5 separate regions of the Mus musculus genome follow, and all the other regions are linked to region 2. A link is a loop called in an ENCODE intact Hi-C map of the cell type or tissue named here. Cell type or tissue: heart. All regions are shown on one strand. Region 1 overlaps Zdhhc14 (zinc finger, DHHC domain containing 14). Region 2 holds the start of Gm52310. Region 3 holds the start of Snx9 (sorting nexin 9). Region 4 overlaps Zdhhc14 (zinc finger, DHHC domain containing 14). Region 5 overlaps Zdhhc14 (zinc finger, DHHC domain containing 14).

Evidence for each region. A loop is a pair of places that touch in the nucleus more often than their neighbours do. Peaks named below come from ENCODE experiments on the same cell type or tissue, not always from the same donor. Only the 100,000 strongest peaks of a DNase experiment are listed, where the experiment ranks them.
Region 1: a loop joins it to region 2, with 2.0 times the contacts of the local background. A loop is called at or near these places in 4 of 42 quality-filtered maps.
Region 3: a loop joins it to region 2, with 4 times the contacts of the local background. A loop is called at or near these places in 2 of 42 quality-filtered maps.
Region 4: a loop joins it to region 2, with 1.9 times the contacts of the local background. A loop is called at or near these places in 2 of 42 quality-filtered maps.
Region 5: it touches region 2 in a loop (2.0-fold over the local background); 3 of 42 quality-filtered maps call a loop at or near these places.

Annotation. Positions count from the first base shown.
Region 1 is chr17:5,605,227-5,610,226 of GRCm38, forward strand. All of the region lies in intron 1 of Zdhhc14 (zinc finger, DHHC domain containing 14), which reads left to right. Among named protein-coding and RNA genes, the nearest start is that of Gm52305, 80 kb to the left of the region's middle. In heart, no CTCF peak of the experiment used is centred here; no DNase peak of the experiment used is centred here.
Region 2 is chr17:5,491,115-5,496,114 of GRCm38, forward strand. It overlaps Gm52310, which reads right to left and starts at 2,112. Exons shown (of 2, transcript XM_030250193.1): 1 at 1,861-2,112; 2 at 1-1,638. The coding sequence starts at 2,112. The coding sequence ends at 835. It overlaps Zdhhc14 (zinc finger, DHHC domain containing 14), which reads left to right and starts at 1,486. Exons shown (of 9, transcript NM_146073.3): 1 at 1,486-2,577. The coding sequence starts at 2,333. In heart, CTCF peaks have their summits at 577 and 2,368; DNase peaks (open chromatin) are centred at 427, 1,447 and 2,417; H3K4me3 peaks cover 3,681 bases; H3K27ac peaks cover 2,743 bases; H3K27me3 peaks cover 1,969 bases.
Region 3 is chr17:5,839,402-5,844,401 of GRCm38, forward strand. It overlaps Snx9 (sorting nexin 9), which reads left to right and starts at 1,923. Exons shown (of 18, transcript NM_025664.6): 1 at 1,923-2,145. The coding sequence starts at 2,134. In heart, no CTCF peak of the experiment used is centred here; DNase peaks (open chromatin) are centred at 1,880 and 2,360; H3K4me3 peaks cover 3,123 bases; H3K27ac peaks cover 3,023 bases.
Region 4 is chr17:5,593,710-5,598,709 of GRCm38, forward strand. The region is part of intron 1 of Zdhhc14 (zinc finger, DHHC domain containing 14); the gene reads left to right. Among named protein-coding and RNA genes, the nearest start is that of Gm52305, 69 kb to the left of the region's middle. In heart, no CTCF peak of the experiment used is centred here; a DNase peak (open chromatin) is centred at 2,972; H3K27ac peaks cover 802 bases.
Region 5 is chr17:5,612,911-5,617,910 of GRCm38, forward strand. All of the region lies in intron 1 of Zdhhc14 (zinc finger, DHHC domain containing 14), which reads left to right. Among named protein-coding and RNA genes, the nearest start is that of Gm52305, 88 kb to the left of the region's middle. In heart, no CTCF peak of the experiment used is centred here; a DNase peak (open chromatin) is centred at 2,311.

The DNA.
Region 1 (5,000 bases), 110 kb after region 2:
CACCAGAGCAAAGATGACCCTCTCTGGTGGAACCTGCCCTCTCCAGAGATAAAGAACAACAGGCACTTGAAACGCCTTCCACCCTTTCAAACCGCTTCGGTTTTAAGTGCCGCACATTTTCCAGGAAGACAAGAATAAAGAACTCGCTTCCTTTGGTCACCTTTCGAAACCCTGTCCTTAGCAACCTTTCAAAAATCCACGCAGATGTTCTCTGGTTAGAAATACAGAGTAAATTGCAGCTTCCAGGAAGAGGAAGCCAGTTAACCGAGGGCTCATCGCCAGTGTATTATCCAGTGCATTAGAAGGCTCACAGTTAGTGCAGTTTCTTGCATGGGGCTGCTGTCCCGGATAGTGGTGGTGCAGGGCACAGGGAAAAAGAACAATCAATGGAAATTCGGCTTTCTCTCCTGGAGCTCACACTTCAAATAACTCTCTTACAGAAGCATACAGAGTGCAGGCAGGGCTCCTTTGGACTGCCTGCCTCCTCGCCTTTCATCTGTTCCTCCTCCCACTTCCTCAAAATCTGCTCACGATATTTCCCTCAGCAAACAACAACAACAACAACAACAACAAGTGGTAACAATAATTTGGCATACGTTGTATTATCTCCAAGTTTGCAGAGACGATAATGCTGTTGCTTTGGGTAGTCTGGAAAATTAAAAAGTACAAATTTGAAATAATGAGGTTGGGTCGGAGACATTAATCATTCTTTGTCTCCCTCTGGGGTTAAAAATAAAAAAAAAGGATTCCAGGAATCTGTCTTTTTCAGAAGTAGCTGCAGCTTTGGATTTTTCTTTGTTGCTGTTTTTCTAGGTTACATTTATAGCCTGTGATTAGGTATTCTGTGTTTCAGAGCAATGGAGGCCTGTATCAAACCGCATGAGCCTTTGTTTTGTGTGTTTGGGCACAATTGTTAACTGAGGCTATTCACACTCAGAGAGCCTCTACCCATCAGCTGCCCCCATCCTGAAAGTCAATATTGTTTGGTTTTGGAAAGCACAGGCTGGACTAGCACCAAGTGCAGATTCCCTCGTCCAAGACCTTCAGCTGAGCTTTGTACTGGCCTGTGGAGCTGGTGGCTTTGTCTGTAGCAGGGGCTCGTCTGTTAGGTTTGATTTTACAGTTAGATCGCCATTCTTCCTATATAAGCGGGTGGAAAGTGTGCCCTGCTACCAAGCCTCTGCGTGACAGTCCAGAGTCCCGAGTACTGTTCCTGTGGCCTGAGCCCCGCCTCACGTCACTCAGCCACACTGGAGATTGCCATTTAAAAGGCATCTGGGTTTCTCTCCAAGTGTGTACCTTTTGCTGTTTGTCATCTCTGTGTGAGGGTCTAGAAGGCCCTCATGAGTCATGGTTTTGCTATGCTTGTAAGTTGTATAAGGATTTCTTTTGGTTGAGGGAAAAGAAAACAAAGTCAGATTCACATGGGTATGTAACAAAGAAATGTATTGTTTGCAATATACTAGATACAGGGGTTTAATGTGTCCATTTGGCAGTTCAGTAACATTGTCAAGAACCTGTCTGTCTGTCTGTCTGTCTGTCTGTCTGTCTGTCTGTTCTGCTTTCATACAGACAACTACATTGGGTCTGTATGCTTTCCTTTCATAGCTCCCTAGTGGGGATCTTTACCTAGGGAGGATTTCCCATGGCTCCTTGGGATGCTAAAGAAGGATTCAGATAAGGAAGTAGTCTTCCTTTCACACGAGACACGCGTGATTACCATCTGCATTCCCAAGCAAGACAAGTAGAAGTCCCTTAGCCTACAGGAGCCAGTGTGTGTGTGTGTGTGTGTGTGTGTGTGAAACAAGTGGGAAACTTTATTTAAAGAAGATTGTCTACAGAGCCTAATCAAATACCCTTTCATAACTACTCACAAGGAACTTACTTCAAACTTTAAACACTTCGTCTGATCTAAAGTCTTCATTTTATCAAAAACACAGAAGGGAATATATAAATGGTTTTGCGTAATAACTGGTATTATAGATTAATTTTTTTTAAAAAAAGAGGAAGTCAAAACTAAACAATTTTTTTCTTTCTAACTGAGGCATACTTTTTAAAATCTAGGGGCCACCTTTTGAGTAGAGCTCAACTCCAGGTCCAACAACAGCAGTGTCTTCAACACAGAAGCAAGAGGGAGGGAACCTGGAGTCACCTGGCGCTTCCTGGTGCACTTTCCATCTTCCAAAGCAAGATTTTGGGGCTGCCAAATAGTCTCGATACACAGTGCGGCACAGTGGATTGCCTAAAATTATCAGGAGCCAGGTGGCAGACACTCTAAAGGCACGCAGACATGTGTGGCCTCATTAGCAACAGAGAAAGTGTAAATCAGATGGTGACGACACTCTATGTGACTCCCACTAAATTGGCAAAAGCTAGGAAAGCTGGGTTACCGGGCACCAGCCATGAGCTGTGTGCAGAACAGAGCCTTTCATTCCCTGAGAATGGGATTTGCTGCCGTTGCTTTGGGAAGTGAATTTTGCATTGTTTTATAAAGCAGAGTGTCTGTATGTCTTTTGACTCAACAGTTCTCTTTCTAGTTATATTCTACAGGAATCTTTGCCATTTATTCAAGGGGCATGCTTGAGAATGTTTATGTCAGTATTGCTCACACAGTTAAAAAAAAAGATATTTAAGAACAAGAGAACAAATGAATGCATTGTTTGGTTTGTTATTATAGTGGAATAGTACCACGCCTACATTCAACAACATGCATACACCTCAAAGTTATGTTCCTCAATAAGTAAGTTGCAAAAGGTGACAGACTATAAACAAAACTGGTTGTTTTGTGTGTGGTGTACAAATGTGTATATGTTAATTCATATATGTGCTCATGTATATGTCGTTGCATGTGCATGAATGTGTGTGTGTGTGTGTGTGTGTGTGTGTGTCAGAGGTTAATGTGGGTGCTGGGTATTTGGACTCAGATACTCAAGCTTGCCCAGCAGCTACTTTACTGACCAAACCTTCTCTCCAGCCCCAAAATACCATGTTTATGAAATCCAAAGCCAGCACGTGCAAGCACTGCGTTAGAAGTGGTCAGACTTTCCATGGCTGTAATTAAGTAAACAAGAAGGGTCAACTAAAGGCAGTAAGTTTGGGAGGCTTTAGACTGGAAATGAAGACAGAACATGGTGGAGAAAATATCCTTACCTCCTGGCAGGTGTGAGCATAGAGACAAATAGGAAGGAGCTGGGGACATGTGTACCCTATAGAGGCATGCCTCCAGTTAGGTCCCACCTCCAAATAATGCCATCATATTATGGATTCGTCAAGGGTTTAATCTGATTATGTCAGAGCACTTGGGATCTGTCCAGGTTCCCAAAGCTATCAGGTAACAGCCTAGCATCTCTCCAAACGAACTCTAAGCCTGTGCTCAGATCATAGCAGAGCAGCTGAGACACCTACCCATGAGAAAAAAGGGTGGCTGCTTTGGGGAGTGTGGCTTGAGTTATCCCCAGTGGTGTTGGTCAATGGAATCTAACGTTGGTTTGGTGACAGCATTGCCAGTCATCTTTGGCTGAGCTAGATGTTTCCAAGTTCTTGGCATCTCATTCAAAGAGCTGAAGAAGTACACACCAAAGCAACATGAAAGTACAGGTCAAATGGAGTGTAAAAGATCAGTGGGCTCTGAATAAGGTCTGCTAGAGAGTCCCTGTGATTGCCTAAGAGCTTCCTTCTGTGGGACTAGGAGAAGTTGCTGGGATTATATATGCACAAGTCATTTCCCATGGTGCATCTGATTTTACTCCTATGCACAGGCATCAGGTAATAAAGTTTTCACTGAAAGTTTGTTTTGAGGACACAGCATGCCTAATATCCATGAGCCCTGTGGTGGTTTGAATGTGAGATGAAAGGGTTCCCAGGCTTTCATGCATTTGAATAATTGGTCCCTAGTTGGTAACATTCTGTGGGAAGATGATGGGACTGTTAGGAGATAGACTCTTGTGGAGGAAGTCTGTGGGGAATTGCAAGCTGATCTCCAGTCAAGCTGAGGTCTGAACTCCAATGGTCATAATTCACCTACATGACACGGTTCCTCATGCTCCTGGAACTCTGGCTCCTGCCTAAATTACCATCCCCCCACAGCCCCCCCCCCCTACAAGAGAAGCATGATCAGTAGTCATGTAGGCAATGGCCCAAGCTTCTGACCTTCAGGCTAAACTCCTCCCCAGTTACCTAGCAACAGTAAAGACCATAAAAAGGGGTGTTCAGCCCCAGCTCACCCTCTTACTGCTTACTCTCTTGTCTCCCTCTTACCCCTCACTCTCCTCTCCTCTCTCCTCTCTTACTCTCTTTCTCTCTAGCGCTCTCTCTGTGTGTGTGTGTGTGTGTGTGTGTCCCTCTTTTCTGCCTTCTCTCTTTCCCCCTGCCTTTCTATAATAAAGCTCTTAAACCATAGAGAGTCTCTGCTCTATCAAGGTCCGCTGCACACTCTGGTCAGTGTTGGGAACCTCTTCCCTCATCCCCTATAACCCCGGGGCTTTAGCAAAGTAGCTCTGGGGTCCCCAGGCAGGGCTCCCCCTTGACCACCTCCTGAAGAGTAGGGGGATAGAGGAATGACCACCCAGGGATGAGTGGAAAGGCTAGGTAGCAGCCCTCCCACGCCTGACTGACCAGAGAATAGGTGGAATTCTGGTGAGGTGTGGGTCTTTCCCTCCTCCTCTTCCCCCGGCACCCCCCCTTTTAGTTCCCAACAGAAGTTCATTGCTGGGAGATGACTCTGAGTTTTCATGGTCCAGCTGTAATTCTGCTCATATTGTCTGTCTGTCTGCCTGTCTTTGTGTGCCTGTCTGTCTGTCCCTCCCTCCTTCCCCTTTTCCTTTCCTCCCTCCCTCCCTATATCCCTCCCTCCCTGTAGATGCCTCTGTGCTTCCTGACTGCTATGATAGACTGTAACTGGAATTGAAAGCCGATATAAACCCTTTCTTCCGTGAGTTTCTTTTATTCATAGCATTTCATCATAACAACAGAAGAGTAACTAATAAATACCCCAGGCCAGT
Region 2 (5,000 bases):
CCCTGTCCCATCTAATTACCATTTCTATCGCCCCCATTTCCTAGCTGGTTACATCCTTTTTCTCTTTTGGCTAGCCAAGCTTATCTATCTTTGACACTGAGCACTGAGGCGTGCTCTGTAAGGGAAAGACAGAGCTCTGGGTTCAGTGCCATTTCTATCACTGGGCAGCTCTGTAGTGTTGGGCAAGCAGTTCTTTGAGCTTGGTACAATAGTGCATCGCAGGGTTGTGGTGAGGATTACACAGAACGCAGGCAGTGTGCAAATATCCACCCGGCACAGAGAAAGCATCTTTTCCAAAGCTGTCTTTGTGGCTCTCCAAACGCTGAGTACTACAAAGCCCAGTACCTTGCTTCCCCGCCTTCGTCGCAGGGGTTGCAGGGACTTGTAGTTTTAGATCCTCAAGTCACGTTTCCTCCCTGAGTTGGACAGCGAGAGAAGGAACTACACATCCCAGCGGGCTCTGAAAAGAAAGTAGGGCTCAGAAAACCGAGCGCCCGTGCCGGGTGTCCTTTTGCGCTGGGTTACCCTAGTGCAAACGCCAGTTAGCGCTTCTACCGGGCCCCGAAGCCCAGGGGCGCAGCAGCGCTTAGGCTGCTGGGGCTCTCTGGCGCCGGCCTTGCGCCCGTTTGTATACCCAACTGTCAAACTGGGATGTAAAGAAAGGCGCACTCCAAGCATTCGCTAGATGTGCGGTCCCTTTATTGTGCGTGGGCTCCACAGAGGCAAGTAGACAGAAGTAAAATGAGCGAATTGTGAGCACCAGGGGGAAAAAGTAGAGAATGAAAGATGGGGAAGACAGCGACCTTTGCAAACAAAGCCTGCCACTGGGGGTTTTTAATCCAAAAGAGGGGGCAGATCGGTCGCTGCTGGAGCTGACACAGACCGCTCTGCTGTCCCCTGCCCTTCGAGGTCCCGAAGTCTGGCCTGTTTCAGGGGGCTGCTCATCACCCTGTCATCAAGGCACTCCACCCCCATCCTCTCGGCATCGGTAGAGTTTCCCTGGCGTCTCAGCCACGCGTGGCGCTGGGGAGGAAGAGGATGAGCCGAGGGCAGGCCAGGAAAGGTCACTTCTTTGCGTGGCGGGTACTCAGGTCCCCCGTAGTAGCAAGAACGGTTTTTCGACTGGTCATGAGAATGCGAGTGTCCAGAGGTGGCAGCTGAGACCGGGAATAATCCGGTGGAGAACCCCGTAGAGGAACTAAGTCCGCGGGGAGCGCATGGCGCCTCAGCACCGAGGGCAACGACCTGATTTCTCCTAGGGTGAAGGATGTCACCCGGGAGCCAGGAGCCTTCCTCCGGGCGCGCCAGGCCCGCACAGTCCCCGAGCCTTGCGCTCTGGCCCGGGGATACTGGGGCAGGGACCCAAGGGAGCGGGTGCCCAGGCTTCACTGGCAAGGAGGAGGAGCAGGAGGAGGAGCCCGGCTGTGAGGCGCGGGCGTCACCGCCCACCCGGCGGCGAGGAGGCGGACCTGCTCGGAGCGCCGCGCGCGCCGGGGCTGAGCCTTGCAAACAAGTGTCTCTGGCAGTGTCCCCGCGGCCCTCCGGCGGCCCTCGTCGCGCTAGGGTTGTCTTCTCCGGACAGAAGGAACCGAGGAAGCCCCGGGAGCCGCCACCGCTACCGCCGCCACCACCCTCGGCCTTAGCCCCGCGTTAGGGGCCGCGGACTCAGCTCGGCTGCTCGGCTCGTGGATGCGGGGTCGCAGCGCGGGCAGCGCCCCGGCTCCTACAGAGCAGCTCCTGACAGAAGAACGCGCGTGGCTGTCCCCACCCCTGGGAGGGGTTGCCGGTGTCGCGAGCTGCCGCTCAGTTTGCAGCTCTCTCTCCTGGGAGAATCCGTCACCGGGAAAGAGTAGAAACCACCTGGTCGAGGCGCAGAAGTGGCTCCGGAGGGAGCCGGCGTAAGGTCTGCTGCCTCGTGTCCGCTAAGGGCGCGGCGATCCGGGATCCGCCGGCCGGAGCCCAAGCGCAGCCGGGAGCTTGCGGGTGGCGAAGCCAGGCGCACCGCCTTCTGGGTGTCTGCTGAGCGGTTCCCCGCGTCCCGCGGGGTCCTGCAGCCCCGACCCCCCGGCTGGAAGCCACGGAGAACCGCTGCCGAGGACTGCGGACCAACATCGTCCCTCCCGAAAGCGGATTCTGCTATGACAGCTGGGCTCTCCAAGGGGTTAACCTGGGTGTCCTCCGTAAAGTTGTCGCCGAGCCGGGAGCCCGTTTAGGGGTCGCAGCGCCGCGGCTCGGGGGGCGGCCGAGTGGCCGGCGGCGGCCGTGGCTCGGCGGAACCCGCGCGGCCGGGGGGCTTCTGGGGGTGTGCGCCCCCAGCCGGCTGCCCTCGTGGATGCCTCCCGGCGGCGGCGGGCCCATGAAAGACTGCGAGTACAGTCAGATCAGCACCCACAGCTCCTCTCCCATGGAGTCGCCCCACAAGAAGAAGAAAATCGCGGCCCGGAGGAAATGGGAGGTGTTCCCAGGAAGAAACAAGTTCTTTTGCAACGGGAGGATCATGATGGCCCGGCAGACCGGCGTCTTCTACCTGACTCTCATTCTCATCCTGGTCACTAGTGGACTCTTCTTCGCCTTCGAGTAAGTGGCGGCTTCCAGATGCCGTGCTCCCCCACTCCTCCTGCCCCTACTTTGGCGACTTTCGTTTTCTGGTGTATATTGTTATATAATGTCAGCCTGCTTTCCCTTTATGGGACTTTTCAGCCCCCTGGAATAATGCCTTCTTGGGGCTGAATCCTGGGAGTAAGGAAAAGGAGAGAGGGGCGCTTGTAAGGTGTGCCAGGTCACTGGCTCCAGAGCATTGGCTAGAACCAAGCAGGTGGACTCTGAGTTTGGAACTAGCACACCAGCCCAGGTGCAGCCTTCTGGGGTGGAGTGGAGAATTCTAAGAGAGAGACTTGACTTAGTCCTTATCCCCGCCCCTGTGACCTCCCATCTCACCCCTGCTAAGGAAGTTCGAGGCATCTTTTTAAACCGAGTTGGCTGAATCTTAGTTATTTTAGGTTGAAAGTGTTGATTACCTACAGTGTCCTGCATGGGTTATTTCCTGTTTCATTTCCTTGTACCCCTGATTAACAGTCTTACCAAGGGTGGAGTGTACCTTCTTTCAAAGAAGTTTCCCCAGGAAATATCCACAGTTGATCATTTGGGAATATTTCGGAGAGAGATGTAAGGCCTGGAGAGGAAAACCAGACACCACGTGGCTCCTTCTGATTCCAGAAACAACCCTTTGGGGCTCTATCCTGGGGGCTGCGGGGGTGGGGGACGACCACTACATGGAAGTCTTTAGGAAAATCAAATAGATCATAGCAACAATCCTTCTGCCTGCTGAAGACAGGTCCTCCTTACTAGTAGCCCATAGGTAGAGTTTAGCCACAATCCAGATCAAATGCTCAGATTGAGTTCAGCCATCTGCAGCTTCTCCCCCCCCCCAATTCTGTGCCCAACAAAAATTAAAGTCTCTATTCAAACTTTTCAAAAGGAGTACGTTTATGGGCAGAATCTCTTTGAGCTGCCCATATTCCATCTGTTAACGGCATTGTATGTGTTTTCAGTCCTTGAGGCAGCGTCTGGCTAGGGTTATCTAAAACCTACTATGTTTGTTCAGTTTTGTCTTTAACAAGTACTGGGCTCTGATTTTGACACCCACACCCCTCTCCGATTTTCTTCTTGACCCTCTTACAGACCGTACCCCTCCGTTTTTGACTCTGGATTGCTCCGGTGTCTCATAAGTTACCCTTTGTGGGTGTTTGAGACTAAATTGGTGGCATCTGTTGGGGGACCCATGGGCTGGAGGGAAGGGATATGGGATGCATGTAGAATGCCAAAGAGGCATAACCTGTGAGGCTCCTGTTGTTTCTGTGTCCCCAGCCAGGCTGCCAGCTGAGTGGACCCGTGGAACCTGGAGGAGGGGGGACAGGGGGTTCGGATGTCCTTGCGTTTGACTTGAGAACCAACACCCAGGTGGGAGTAGAGGTGCCACATGTCTAACGGAAGTGCCATCCCCTCTGCGGTGGCTTTAGTTGCAGGCGGCTTCAGCCTGGAGAGTTGTCTCTGCTTCAACTGTCACAAAATGCTTGGAGCAGATTTGTATTGACAATTTAACTCTCTTTAGCGGTTCTAAGAGTAGAGAAAAATCAGGTAGTCGGCACGATCTGGTGATACAGAGCTTCTGTTGCTAGTGTCTTGCATGTAGCGTGGTGAATATGTCACTCTTGATGTGTATCCAAATCGTCACTATGTGGTGCGGCTACCCCACTGCCACCCCCATTATTATGTTCTTTTGTTTTCCAGTTCAAATATCACTTCTAACCAAGTCATCATAAATTTGTTTTTACTTCTCAGTCTCTCTCTGTATGTCCTTTTCCAAGAGTTCCCCAAAGCCTTCACTTGCAGCTTATTAAAGACCGCTTGCTGCACCAGTACTGTGCTAGTGGACGACTGTAGGAATAACCATGGGCACCGGGGTTTTATTAGATCCTATTTGCAGCATCGTTATTATGTCTGCTCTGTGGGAGTCAGGGTGTGTACGTGCGAGCATGCTCTCTCTCCACCACCTTAGCTTCAGCATGGCAGTTTGAAGTTTCAAGAAAGCAGGAGGCTCATCCTACTGTTCCTGCTTCAGTGGAGAAGCATCATAGGGTTCACTCAAACCTCAGGCATTAGAGTTTGGTAAGACATGACTGATGACAAGTCACTGTATTCCGTGACTGTATTCTATGGCTTTGTCCTGGGTACTGACGTCGTTGTAAGTTTTTAATCACAGCTACTGACAGAATGAAGTCAAATTACTCTAATCAAGTTAATTTGCCGGAGACTCGAAACCCAGGTCATCACACGCATAGGAGATGCCGATATTGTCTACTCCTGTCTGTCTTCCGGTCATTCTTTAGTTACTGAAGTTCCCTATTTGATTGTTTAGTTTTGAGTGTTGGTAGCTTTTCATGTGAACAGATCTGTTAGGCTTGTCATCGGGATCAAACACCCTAAAAAACAACCAAAAG
Region 3 (5,000 bases), 350 kb after region 2:
AATCCTCTTAACAAGTACATGGATGTTTTCTTTTGGGGCTTAAAATGCTTTGATAAATATCTTTGCTGACGTGTCCCAGTCTGAATGGAGAATTTGTCCTTAGAAGCTGTTGGTCCTAAGGCTAGGGTTACTTTCAATTTTGATATTACCAAGTCAGTTATTTGAGCCATGATTTATCATTGTAAATAAATAATAACTTTTTCAAAGGGTTAAATAGGATATGGGCTTCCTGTCTAGAATACAGAAAGAAGGGTCTCAATGACTTCCCTGTTCCTGTCAGGAGAAGGACAACAGCCTGGACTGCCCAGATGGCTCAGCTGATAAGGACTCGGCAGCCACTGTCTCAGTTTGACCTCCAGGACCTACGTGGTGGAAGAAGAGAATAGACTCCTATAAGTTGTCCTCTGACTTCACACGTGCTATATGCATGTTCACACTCATAACTTGTATGTGTGTGTTAGGGTTCCTAGTGTGGTGATAAAATAAATCCTATGATAAGCAACTTGGTGAGGAAAGAGTTTATTTTGCTTACGCTCCTGTGTCAGACTCCATCATGGAAAGAAATCAGGGCAGAAACTCAGGTCAGGAACCTGAAGGCAGGAACTGATGCAGAGGCCATGGAGGGCAGCTGCTTACTGGTTTGTCCCCCAGGGCTTGATTAGCCTGCTTTCTTACAGCAACAAGGGCCACCAGCACAGATGTGGGCTGGGCGACATAGCTGGGCCTTCACACACCTTTAATAATCAAGAAAATACACCACAGGCATGACTGAAAGTCAATCTGGTGTTTTTTGTTTTTGTTTTCCCCTAGATGAGGTCCCCTACTTCTAACATGACTCTAGCCTTTGTCAAGTAGACATGACACTAGCTAGCAGTAACACACACACAGACACAAGAATATTTCCATGCCTGACTATAGCATTGATACACACAAACATCCACAGAAAACTCTGAATTACCACTTAAACACTATTTTTGGCTGTAACTTGCAAATTCTCTGGTCAGTAAAAAAAAACATTTTTTTTTCCCCAGTGCTGGGGTGCAAACACCTATGTGTCATTCTTTCTACCACCCCCAGTCCTAGAAGCTACAAATTTGACAGTAAAATTAAATATCAACTTCCTGGGATAAGAGAGTCGATTTTATTTGTCTAGAAGATGCATCCTTATTATAAACAACTGCATTAAACTATTGCACTGATTAAGGTAAATCTTCCAGTCTCATCTTTTGTGAAAGTCTCATCGATCAATTCAAACCATTCGTTTATTAATAAAACCCATACAGATCCAACTGCAGACAAACTACTCTCAATCAAAGATGTTATAATTCGGGCTTCTCTTTTAACTTAAGGAAACCTGTTGCGCCCTCAAACTTCTTGAGGCATTTTTAAACAATCCAAAGGGCAGAATTGGGTCATCTCAGGTGGAGTCCCCAAGCGTCCAGGCCCAGAAGCCCAGGCCAGATCACAGCCTCCGAGAAATCCCATGCAGCCTAGATGCAGGAAGCCATTGCTCGCCCTGGGCTGGCTTGTCCGTGTGGCGCTCGCAGTAGTCACCCCCAAGCACCCCGATCCCTCAGCAAGCCCCGCCGTGGGCCCGGGATCCCAGGCGGGTGGCTCCCGTCAGTTCCCGGGGATCACCGTTCTCCGGCTCGCAGAGAGCCGGGCCTGAGGCACAGCCCCCCTCGGCGCCGCGCCCAGCGAACGGCTCGGCGGCGGCGGCGACCAGGCCGCGACCCCGACGCCCGTCCGACCCCGCAGCCGCCGCTCCAGCCAGGGCCCTGCGCTCGGAGCCGCGGGCGGCGGGGTCGGGGCGGAGGCCGGGGCGGGCGAGGAGGCCGGGCTGCGGCCGAGGCCCCAGGCGCGCTTCCGCCGCGCACGCCGCGGTCCATGGGAGGCTTGGCCGGCGGGGGCGGGGGCCGCGCAGCCGGGACTTTCAGGAACTGCAGGCGCGGGCGGCGGCGGGAGTCGCCGAGCCGCGGGGGCCGGAGCGCCGAGAGCAGGACTGAGGCGGAGCCGCCGCGCCGGGCCGCAGCCACCGAACCGCAGACGGAGTCGACCTCCCCGCCCGCTTAGGGCCGAAGCTCCGCAGCACGGGAGACCAGCCGGCCCGCCGGGGCCGGGGAACCGCCCGCCATGGCCACCAAGGTGAGGGGCGCGCGGCGCAGGCCGGACCGGCCGTTCGGCTCCGCGGCGCCGTGGCGAGGCCGAAGCGCCCCGACGCGTCGCTCGCGAGCTCCCCCCACCCCTCACCCCGCGACCTCGGGCACCAGAGCGGGGTCACGCCGAGCGCTGGGGTCCGCTCCCCCTGGGCGGCGGCGGCTCCGCAAAGTTTGCACCTGAGCGGAGACGGGCGCCCCGGCACGCGGAGTTCCCGTAGCCCCGGAGCAGCGCGCGGGCCACTCGGACGCTGCCGCTCCGCACTGAGCCTGGCGCCTGCCTCCTTCCTCCGTACGGCAGCCCGGCGCTCGAGCCGGGCGGGGAGGACGCTGCAGCCTCCGGGAGTCACGCTCCCTCCGCGTCCACTGCCTTCCAGGCTCTCATTTTTTCCTTTTGGTTTTGGCTGGCTTTTTCTGTTTGAATGGGACGTTTTCGGAGCGAATAAAGTATCAAGAGGGAAATGACTGTGCTTTTAGATTACGTGTTTGCCGGCAGAAAAAAAAGAAAAAGAAAGAAAGAAAACATAAAAGGCCCAGGCCCCAACTGCTTAGTGGAACTTTGGTTCCTGCTTGGTAAATGGCCAGGAATCTTGGTTTGCTTATTTTTTTGTTATTGTTTGTGAAATTAGCAGTCCGTTTTTGCTATCTGAGTCTGCAAAAACAAAACAACAACAACAAAAATTAGTTTCTCCTGTTCCTTTTTCTTGTGCGGTTTCAGTAGTCACTTGGGAATGAAATAGCCACCGGGAAAAGCCTAAGCCTTGGAAGTGAGGACCTGGGGTGGGAGGCACCATAGGTGAACCTCTGATAGACCTGCGATGTGCGGGTAGCAGACAGACTGGTACTCGGAGCTTTGATTATGTCACCTTTACAAACAGCGTGCCTTTTCCAGATTTATTTTTGACACGTCTAAGCTACTTCTGGCTTGATGAAAACTTTTTTTTTTTTTTAAAGATGGGTGTTTATAGAAGGTATAGGAAAGTGTTAAGGAATTTGGAAGGTCAGAAGTGCCTGATTTCATTTAGTCTGTTGAAGTTGGGGCCCAGAAAAATTCATTTTCTCTGTCCTGACTCTGTCTAGGTGTAGTGTTTATATGTAAATGAAGCTTCTTCAGAAACCTACTGCTACTGTTGAAATAATTGCCTTGTTAGTAGTATATCTGAGCAGTTGTTGCTTGGTTTTCCTAGATATAAGACAACTACCTACCTTTCAATATACTTATATTGTGACAAACTTTGTTGGAGATGAAACCTAATTTAAGCAGAGGATTTTTGAGGTTTGTTGCCTAGACATTTCAGAAATTGAAAATTCAATTACAGAGTTATCTTGCAACATTGACAATGATTTGTGACATAGACCCTATTCTGTAATATTTGTACTGATCTGAGGCATGCATGCCTACTTCAGCTTAGCAAGTAATGCATATATCCAAGCAGAGGAAAAAGTTTTATTTGATGGTGGCGAAGCCTTATGTTTCCAGTGAAAAAGCACGGCTGTCCTTGGGCTGAAATTGAGGTGCCTGTGACCCCTCTGCACACTGCCTCACTACCTGTGTAAGCACTTCCTACTTGTTATCTGCTTCTGAAGGCAAATTCCAGCTCTCCTGGCTGCCTGTTGGTGCCCTTCCCTAGTTTGTAATCACAGTTCCAAGAGGCCGCATCCCCAGGTGGACCAGAGGACAAACCACTGCCCTCTGAAGAAAGGGGCTGGTTGGGAAAGCCTCGTTAAAGGGAACTCCTCTGCGCTTTTCTCCGTTTGTGTGTCAAAGCAAAGCTCATTTTTGAGTTGGTCCCTGAAAGACACACCTCTTCCCTTCCCCACAGCTGAAGAGTTGGAGTTCTTCCCTTCCTTGAACCCTGTAGGTGGTCAGGTGTACTTAGCAAGGACTGATGATGGACTCAATGACGTTTAAGCCCAAGTAGTGCCCAGGCTTTTGCTATAAGAGCTAAGTGTTGGGAAATGAATGCATCACGTGGACAGCTGGTAGGGTTGGGATTGCCTTAGTGCTTATGGGAAAATGGCTTTAATTCTCCCATACACAGTTTTAGTCTAAGTCGTTCTTACAATATTTTCTTGAATATACACTTATCTCTGAAGTCACATGATTATTTTGAAAAATATTTATTTTATGTGTATGGGTGTTTTGTTCCAAGAAGAGGGATCTGGATTCCCTGGAACTGGAGTCAACTGACCGTCGTAAGTAGTCACGTGGATTCTAGGAACCAAATCCTGTTCCTCTGCAAGAGCAGTGGTGCTCCGTAACCACTGGGCCATCTCGCTAGCCCTGAATTCTCATGACTTTTAAGAGCTTTTGGTAGAGTCATAATAGAAAAAAAAATTGTGTAGAGCTTTAATTGGGCAGATCTTCATTGCTAAAGACAATTCGTCAGTAACTATATGCTTTAAAGGGATCATCTGGGTTTCGTTTCTAATCTTTCCTCAGTAGACTGCTGAGCTCTGCTTAAGTTCGCACACAGCTTAGAGTCCAGTCATGTCTTATTTAGCAAACAGGGCTACAGGCCTTGAGAGTGTCTCAGTCTTGACCTGTGTTAGATGCTTCTTAACATTATTCTCTGACGTAATCCTGAAGTGAATTTGAGTAAATGAGTTTTATCTAAAGGATCAGGCCTTGAGAATTGTTTGTATATATAAAAATGAGCATAAAATAATTCATGGCAGTTGATCTATCTCTATATGGTTAGCTGTAAGTTCCAAACCAGGATTAACATTTGCTAATTGATATGGAGGATCCTTTTGCTATTACATGGTCACTTTATAGCAGTAGTAAAGATCGTGGGGTGCTAATCCCTCCCTTCCAGCTTCCCCTTCCATATATAGTATCTG
Region 4 (5,000 bases), 100 kb after region 2:
ACTAACCAGTATGTAGTGTGAGTGTCAATCTCAGAAATCAATATACTGATTAGAACATATATGTTATCTACATGTATATCTACATGAATCATGCATGTCTACATGAAACATGCATGTCTACATGAAACACCTGCTAGTTTTCTCTTGTTGTCCTTTAGAATGATTTGAAATAAACATGTTTAATTGAAATATATCTGGGACTCTAGGGGCCCATGGCTGAGTTAGGCACATGAGGTCTGTGGGGCTTGGTCTCCTGGACAAGCTATTTGGAATCGGCATCAAGGGACGCACCCATCGCCTACTCAGAGAGAAGACATGAGGATGAAGCCCTGGGATGAGGGGCAGAGGGCACAGACAGAAGCACAGACAGGGCAGAGGAGAACAGAGAGGCGCCATTGGTGAATGCTGACAGGAGTAGGCCCTATAGAAACTTTTATTCAAACCTTAATAATGTTGCATGTTAAGTACCCCTGTTTTATAGATGAAAAAAAGTGGGTATCAGGATTGGGGGGGAAGAGAGAGAGGGACAGAGAGACAGAGAGAGGGAGGGGTGAGGGGTGAGCAGGCTAGGGATATGAACAGGCCCTGAGAGTCATGGTCATCACCTCTGTTGCTATATTTCATACCAAGCCAGAACACCTCCTATTGCTCCACTTGACAGGGACCCCCATTGTCACCTTGCCATACACTGCCACCAAGCAAAAGACATATGCATTAGTGGAAGGGGAGATATGTTGAGTGGGTCCAGGTTTGTAATGCTCAAACCACACTCTTGTCTCTCATCTTGTTTTCTTGAGACCAGGTCCTAAGAAGCTCAGGGCAACTTTGAACTCTGTAGCTAAGGTAACCATGAGTCCCTGATCCTCCTACCTCTCGATCCCCAGTGCTGGCATTCTAGGAACGTACTACCTGGCTCTGCCGCCTTCTTTTCTGGGTGGGTTTTTAATCTTCTGTTGAAAACAGAGTATGAGTTCTGAGCATTGCCTGGGTTCTTCTTAGAGTCCAGGGTAGGAACTGGATTCACTCCGCTCCCCACAGCCTCTAGCATAAAGCTTGGTGTATAATGGGTAGTCAATAAATAGTTACGGGTTGATTGATTGGCTAAGTCAGTGTTCCTGGGAGTGGAAAGAAAGGAGTTGACAGCTCGTGGTGGAGAAGCTGCAGTAGCTATGGATGGAGTTCGTTTGTAAAGAGTGCCTCTTTTCTTTCTTTTTTTAAGTCAACATCTGGGAATGAGCTGAACGTGAATGTCTATATTAAACTTTACTCTGTTAAATTCAGATGTCAGAGGCTCAAGTGGGATGCTTTGATGGACAAGCCCCTGGACCTCCAGCTTCTGCTTGGCTCAAGACATTCACGTTCAGCTCATTCCCAGAGGTGCTTTATTGACAAAAGGCCTCCGTTGTCATCTGCATAAACAGCTCTGGCTCTCTAAACTGGCGGCTGAGCGGGAATTGGAGCGGTGCTGGGTAGACAGGTGTGATCATAATAGCAGAGCCCGTAAGTGGTTGGGCAGCTTCATAGTTAATCCTGAGGATTAACTACTTTGATTATTGGATTAGCTCTTGTGGTGATTGGCCCCTTCAGGCATGCTAAGAGCTTACCTACTCAGAAATGAAGCATCTGTCTGGGGGTTCTCCACCACAGTGGATTCCCAGGAGCCAGAGCTCACTGCACTGTGGGACCCTGGTCTCCTTCACTGTCAAACCAGTGCCAGAGTTGATGTTGTGCCAGCCCAACCTGTACTTTATTTATTCCATATATTTATTCCACTGTCGGTAAATTAGTGTCTGAATTGACCACCAGAACCTTTTTCCTGAATGTGCCACGGCAGCTAGATGATGGTATGTGTGTGTGCTGCGTGTCTGTGTGTGCCTGCAGGTGGGAGTCAAAAGACAACCCAAGTCAGTCTTTGCTATCCTTATTTGAAACATGGTCTCTCGTTTACAAAACTTCGTTTACACTGAAGTTTGCCACTGTGTTGGTTAGAGTTAGGGTTAGGGTTAGGGGTTAGGGTTGGGAGTTAGGGTTGGGGTTAGGGGTTAGCTGTTTGGGTTAGCCTCTAAAGAGGCTCCTGTCTCTGCCTCCCATCTTACCATAGGAGCACTGAGATCTTAAACCCGAGGCATCTGGTTTTACATGGATTCCAGGAATCTAAGCTGAGGCTCTACACTTGTTTAGCAAGCCCTTCACCCATGAGTCCATCTTTCTAGCACAAGCCTTTCAATATTAACCCCACTGTCATGTCCCTGCAGAGAAGCACTGAGGGCCCCTCCCAGTCTTATGCTGCCTCTGTAGCTGAGTTTGACCCCTGCCATCCCTTATTTCTCAGACTATGATGCTATTCCTTGCCTCTGAGCTTTTGACCACCAGTTGTCCTGCATGATCTCCTTCCTGGGGGTGAGAGAGGAGAAGGGGAGTGAGTGCTGAGTGGGAGCCCTATGCCCCTTCCTTTCCTGTGTGTGTTGCCCAGTGTCCAACACAGTGACCAGCACATAGCTGGATGAGCAAGTGAATGAATGAGTCTGAGAAAGATTAAAACACTTGCCCTTGTCACCTGAAGATAGGTGGCTTTTGACCCTTCACAGCCTCAAGCACTTGCACTGGGATAGGAATCAGAGGACCCAGGTTTGTGTTTGTCCCTTATGTGTGGTCTACAAATGTCCCCCTACCCTACACTTTCCTTTCTTTCCTCTCTCATGGTCTCCACTTAACCATTTTTTTGGAATATGGAGACGTCCTAATGGAAGTGTTTGTTTTCTTAAGTCACCCTCCTGATGTGTGACTGTGCCTTGCTTTGGAGAATCTGCCCTCTGTCTGGACTGTCTGCATACTGTGCCCTATCAAGGTTATGGGCTAAATTAGCCCTCCCAGCTGTGCTTCGGTTTCTACCCATTCCTGTCCTGCTCTGCTCTCTGCTCTCCTCCCCGAGCTCAGAGCAGCTGCAGGAGAGGGGAGGAAGGCCAGCCTCACTGGCCTCTGCCCTTCCTTCCTCTTCCATAGAAGCTGCAGGAGACAGATGCCGACAGACAGTGAGGCTGTACAGAAGCTGACCAGCAGGCTGGGAGTGGAGTCCCAAGGTGATAGAAACCACAGGCCAGGGTACTGTGACCCCCATGGTGGTATAATCCACAGACAGAAAAACCTCAGTGACCACAAGGGCCAGAAAGGGCAGCTTGATTCCTGGGAGTTCCAGCTTAGACTCTGGGGATCCGTCGGAAGAGAGAAGAGGAGAGGCTGGTTAACCTAGGAAGCTCTGCAGAGCCGTGCAGATGAGCTGCCCCAGTACCTTTCTGACACCGTCCCATCCTTACAGCCGGTTGTTTGAACCATCCCTGGAGCAAAAACACACGCGCGCACATAAAGGATACAGATTCCCTGAGAAATGAGCCAACCGTATGACAACCCTAGCCAAGCTGAGAGGGATGATCCAGGAAGGTTTGAACTGTGAACAGGGATGCTGAGCCCAGAGAACTTGCCTTCCAACTTCATGATGCTGGCCCGTGGGCTGCAGGAAGTTGGAAGTAAGAAGCCATTGCTGAGAAGCAGGCACCCGGCATCTACCCATGCCGGGCCTGCCATCTTGATCGGCAGTGGGAGAGCCAAGGCAAATAGAACAGCTCTATCCTGAGGCTGGTGGGGGTTGGGGAAGAGTCCTTGCCTGGTGTATTTGGTCACTTTCCTACCTCAGCTGCTCCTCTTAGTCTATCTCAGGCCTTGGTCCTAATTGCAAGCCATCTATGAGGCCGTGTCCTGATATCAAAGGGCTAGTACCAGTGAGAGCTGGAGTCAAAGAGTAGTTTTTATGTGGCTTCAGAGAGCCCTGTTGATAGGGAAACAAAGTCCCCCTCAGCTCTGTCTCTGAGTGGCCCTACATGGTCTGCTTTCTCACCAAGCCTCAGTTGCTTAAACCATGCTAAGAATGCATTGGACTTGCCGTTCCAAGATCCTTTTAAAAATCCCTGTGTCTCTGAGAAGCTGAGACCTGACTGTATATATAGGTCACCTGCATGTATTTATTGTACAGTGGTGGGCCCTGTGTGCAACACACGGTAGGAACTCAGCCTCTTGAGACTTGTTCCTTCTTAGAGTTTCCTCTGCCTCTCCTCCTCCACTGAAGTCCTGCAGATCTCCGCCATGACTCCACGAGGCAGAGAGGATGCTCTCTGCGTCCAGGACACTGGAATGTTCTATTTCTACCTGAAAGATGAGGAGCCTGAGGTTTAGAGAGGGCAGCCAGGGTGGCAAATAGGCCCTATTCTCCTTCAAAATCCTCGTAAGACACGGAGGGTTGTAGGAGGGGCCATGATTGACTTTCTTTATAGCTCGCATTCCCTTGGAGAACACTCATTCTCGTATAATATTTTTTGTCCAAATGTGGCTCACTTTGTGTCATTAAGGAAGTTTAAACAGAGATAAAAATTTAAGAATCTAATAAATTGAAAAAGAGAAAATGTTAAATCATGCCATACAGGTTTTATGGTCTCCAAGCCATTTCATTTCCTGAGTGCATAGCCTCAGATCCATTTCCTATCCTGAATACATATCCTGCATTTAAATAATGCTAGGGACAGCCAAACCAAGGGTCAAGCGATGGAATGTGTATTGGCAACTTGAAAGTCTCCTCTGACTTATTGTCCACAAAAGAAATCTGTGTTTTTCTACCCCTGGTTTCCCTAGAAATAATGCAATTGAGAATTAGCGTATCAGCATTTCTTTTTAAAAGATATTTTATTATTTTGTGTGTGGTGTGTATGCATGTGTACACATTCGGGGGGAGGGGGGTCTTTCTTCCTCTAGCCCTCTCCACCTTAACTAAGATGAGAGATAAACTCTCTCTCTGAACCTGAGACTTACCAGTTTGGCTTGACTACCAGGCCAGCAAGCATCAGGGACTCTGCCTGTGTCTCTCAGACTGCCCCTCCCAACCCCAGTGCTGGGCTTTCAGAGATCCCTTGAAAGTCAGGCTACTACAGGGGTACTAGGGGCTCTGAATACAG
Region 5 (5,000 bases), 120 kb after region 2:
AGCCCATACAACATAAATGATGTGTGTGGGGGGAAATCTATTAACCTTAGGAGATTCATATGCTGAGGAAAGATACTTTTACTTGGGTCCCTGGGGAAATGTTATTGTGAGCGCTCATTTGTATTGAAAGGAAACCGCCCCCCGAATGTTGGGAAGGGACACTTCTGAACTCTCGGGAAACACTGTACTATCTTAGATCCAATGTAAATGGAGGCACTGATCATTGTTACCTAGAAGAGGAGATTCATCCTTTTTGTTTTATCAGAACAGCACATGAGAGTTGGCGAGCCCTGGGGTAAGGCACTGAATGGCAAACCGGGATTCTTGAGTTCAGTTCCCAGGATCCACGTGGTGGGAGGGAAGAACCAATTCCTGCAGGCTGTCCTCTGGCTGCAGGCTGTCCTCTGGCTGCCTCACATGCTGTGGGGGCAAGTCTACACACACACACACACACACACACACACAGCACATATGCACACGCGGGCAGACACACACACTAAATAAATAAGTGCACTAAAAATGTAGAAGATGTCATATAAGCAGAGTTTTTAAATGGATTGTTTAAAAGGACTCACAGCCCAGATGGCGGTCTGTCCTTGGCCCCGCTCCCGCTCTTACACATTCTCCATCCTTTGGGGCTAACCTCCACACTTCTGACTAATCCAAAGGAACTTTTCCTTGTGTTCATCCTTGAGAACTTGATCTTTCTACTTCTCATTTTCTCACGACCCTCTTTCCCTTTTCCACTAATAAGAAATAGTGGCATCTTTGACTAAATTCCTATTCATTTAAAAGCATCTTTACCGCGTGAGTATCGTCTGCCCGCCAGTGTTTACCTTTCAGAAATAGTGTGATCTCTGTCAGACATCACACTATTTCTTGGTAAAAATGTCTTGTGTTTGCGGTTATGCTTTTATTTTGGCTTTCCTACATATCTATGTTGCTGGTTTATGTACGTAGACATGTGTGCTCCACTTCGAGCCTTTTGCCTCATTTTTAGCTGGCCTGGAACGCTGCTGCAATCTTGAGAAACTGTTAGCGAAAGTGTTTGCTCACTTCTGTCCTAGCGCCTAGATCCTTGGTTCTCAACCTGTGGGTCTCGACCCCTCCACAGAGTTTGCATCTCAGATATCCTGGATATCAGATATTTACATCGTGATTCATAACAGTAGTGAAATCACAGTTATGAAGTAGCGATGAAAATAATTTTATGGTTGGGGGTCATCACTACACAAGGAACTATTATATTAAAGTGTCACAATGTTAGGGAGATTGAGAACCTCTGGCCTAGTAGAGTCTAGTGCATCTGAGCAGTTTTCTTTCTTGTTTTTGTTGATGCATGCCCCATGAGAGCTTTAGGAAGTGGTTCCTTTTGAGATTATAGGCATCTAAACATGTTTACTTTACTCTTTCACTTGACTGATATTTGAGTTAAGAATAACATTTTAACCAAGCAAAATTATGAAGAAATAATCCTGTTATCTTTTAGCTTCCAGTTTTGCTATTCAGAAGTTCTGGGTCATATGCAGTAAGAGAAAACTGCCCAAACCTAAACTTTTTTATTACTCTATTTTTCTTTCTTCCAAATCCCTCAGACTATTTTCTTTATATCTGGCTTTCTGGGGATTTTATTTTCAATTTATTATTTAGTATGCTTTTGTTCCTTTCTTCACATTTCACTGTTACCAGCCCCCCTTTCCTGCTTCTCCCTCACAGACTCCTGCAAAGAATATTCTAGACTCCCATTCTCAGCTGCCCCTTAAAGCCACCCTGGTGAATTTATCCATCCTGGGAAAACCCTCTTTGACCACATTTTACTAAACTTATCAGCCCTGGCCACATAGTCACTGCATTGTTCCAGAACTTTCTCCCCTTGGCTTCTTTGCTGCTGCTCTTGCAGCGTCTCCTGGCTTAGCCTCTTCTGCTGGCTTTACTTTCTCCACTTGTTTCTTTTGCAGTCTAGAAAGGGCAAGAAAATGCAGTGCTCCAGTGGGCTAAGAGAAAGCTCAGTGAGGTAGAAGAAAGGGCCGGCACAGCGCCCAGCCCCTAGGATCTCGGTCTTTGCAACACCCTGCCTGCCAGTGGCTTTAGCTACCACACCTGGGTTGCTGGGCTCTTTTCTATGCAACAGATAGGTCTGCTTCCTCTTTATCTCTTATTAGGATTAAAAACAATATGCTATTTTGAATCATAATTTGTCTCTGTGACTTGGACATCAAATGATGGGGAACAGCTGACTCCAGCCCCAGCCAAGGCCTCCTGCTTCTAACGCAGAATGGAAGTGGGAAACAGGAAGAGGCCCCACCCTGCTCCAGATGTTCCCCTTGCGATATCCATTTCCGCGATTCATTGTCTATACTCGGTCTGGGTCTGCTCAGAGTGGAGGGTGGGGTGGGTAAGTGGTGGTTAGCGAGGATGGGAGAAAACCATTTATAGAATTGTACTTTCTCTGAGTCTCTGATTCCCACATCTGCTCGTGCCCCTGCTCAGTGCCCCTGGACTCCTCCTCCTCCGTATGCTGTTAGTTTCTGGAAGACCCCTGGGTGCTTGTTAAGTGTAGCGCGCAGCACAGTGTCATAAACAAATGGGCTCTTGGTGATTGATACCTTCGGGGTTGATCCTGTCTGTGACAGCTGGGAGAGGCACCAGCGGCTGGCAGCAGCCTTAATACCTTAGAAATAGATTCTTAGATGAAACAGTCTGGGCTGGGCACTGATGAACTAAAATGGGGGAAAATCCTGCTTTGAAGAAGGTAGCTTCAGGCATTTTCATAAGCTCCTTGTGGGTATTATCTTACTTTTGTTAGGCCGCTTCGGTGGGTCCTTCACTTTCCACCCTGAGAGGGGAAGAAACCTAACAGTAGAGGGTAAGGAAGGAACTTGTGCATGTCCAGGATTTTAGCCGATGGTGTGAGTTGGATGTCCCCTTCCCTGACTTCGGTTGAAATTTAATCGTTACTGTAACTATACTGGGAGGTGACCCTTACAGAGGTGGCCTGGGCACCAAAGCCTCTGCCTTTAGGTATGTGACAATGCCATCATCATGGGATTGGTTTTGGTGTAGTAAGCTCTCCCAGAAGGTCCTTAACAGATGCTCAGTAGACACTATCCAGTGCTTTTAGACATTCCAGCCATTGTGTGAGAAAGATTTCTGTCTACACACAGCTCCCAGCCTCAGGTATTCTGTGATAGTAGCAGGAAACAGACCACTCAAGTCCCACTGACATAGGCACCACAGTCCCTGCTGCTCCAGTGACCTCTTGGCCACCTGGCCTCCCCCACAGTCGTCACCTCTAGTTCTGCTCTCCCGTAGAACTTCTGTGAACCACCCTCCAAAAGTAGAGCCTTGTTCTGTGCCATGCAGACCTGGTACGTGGCAGGGGCTTATAGCTCACATAAGCTCATGGTGCTTCCTTTTGGAAAGGAGAAGAATAATAATATACATTGTTTCTAAAAACTCAATGCATCTGTTGGAGCAGCTCAAAGTATGTTCACTGTTTGGTTCGTGGGATTGGTGCAAATCTAATTTGCACACATGTCAGAGTTCAGGATTTGTGTATATTATGTATTTGGGGAGAGTTGTTTGCTTGTTTTGAAATAGGGTGTCCCTGTAGCTGGACTTTTTGGCTATTTGTAAATTTGTCTTTCTTCAGCCCATCTCAACCCCTTCACTTCTTCCCTTGTAAGCCCCTAACACAAGGTAGGAGAGAAAGAAGAACAGAGGGGGAAGAGGGCAATGAAATCGTTAGACTACTTCCTGCTGATCAGGGGCATCAAGTTCCTTGGGGCAAGTTTGATCTACCCATCAGGATATTCAATTTCTCCCTTTTTTTTGTCTCTGTGCACAAATTGACAAACTGTAGCCAACAACACCCAGCCACCAACTGGCAAACCCTGTTGGGGCCCTAGCATTTATTTATAGACCCTCTGAAGAGTCCCCAGAATCCCAAAAGTCACACACTTGCAGAAGCTATCTGCAGCTGGTAAAAATCACTCCCCTGCTAGAGCACGAGGCAAATCATAGTCAGCTGCTGTGGACACTCTGAAGCAGCCCCATAGCCCACACCTGGCATTAAAATGAAAACACATTCTTATAATAATTTTTGTGTTTTTAGAGAGACCAAAATTCTCACTACAGTGTCCCATTCTGTTTTGTTTGTGTGCCACGCTAGGGATCAGATATTGTAGGCAAACGCTCTATTGACTGAGCTACATCTTCAGCCCGTATTCTTAAAATGTCTTTATTATCCCTTGACACATGTTTCCATTTTATATACAGTTAGCATTTCATTATCAACGGCAAAACAAAAGCAAAAAACAAAACAACAAGTGAATTAAAACCCCAGTGTTTGGGAACTGGGAACAATAGTCATGGTGAAGCAGGCTGTGTCAGCATCGCAGAATAAATAGGTTTGTGGGGCTTCGTTTAATAGCATGGGCGTTCTAAAGAGAAGGGCAGTCAATGCTGTTGCTTAAGGATGCTCGAAGGCAAGGACTCCTGGGAAGGCACCTGCGCCTGGAGCCTTCTGAGCAGCTCACTCTCACCAGGTTGCTCTGCTCCATGAGGTGAGACAGAAGGTGTGAATACACCACTCTCTTAGCACTAGCAGCTTCTGAAAATGCACACTGAAACCCCAGGAGTTGCCATGGCTGTGGCTGTGGGGCATAGAGAAACCTCAGGAGACTGCTAGGTGGCCTTGGTCTGTCACCTGTTACCACAGCCATTGCTGCTCAGCTCCTGGTTCCCTGGCTGCAGTCTGTACCCCATATGTGATTTTGTCACTACCAACAGGTCTCAGGAGTATGGACTGTGGCTCTCTCCTGTTCAGTTTTTGCCCTGTGTCAAAGCTGTCACTACATGTTGTGTATATATTTCCTACCTTCAATGTTCTTCATTAGATGATTATAGTATTATATTATTACATACTGGCTATTACATATTATTCTGCGGTTCTTACTGCTTTTACGTTACCAATCAAGAGAACATTCGCTGTAATTTGA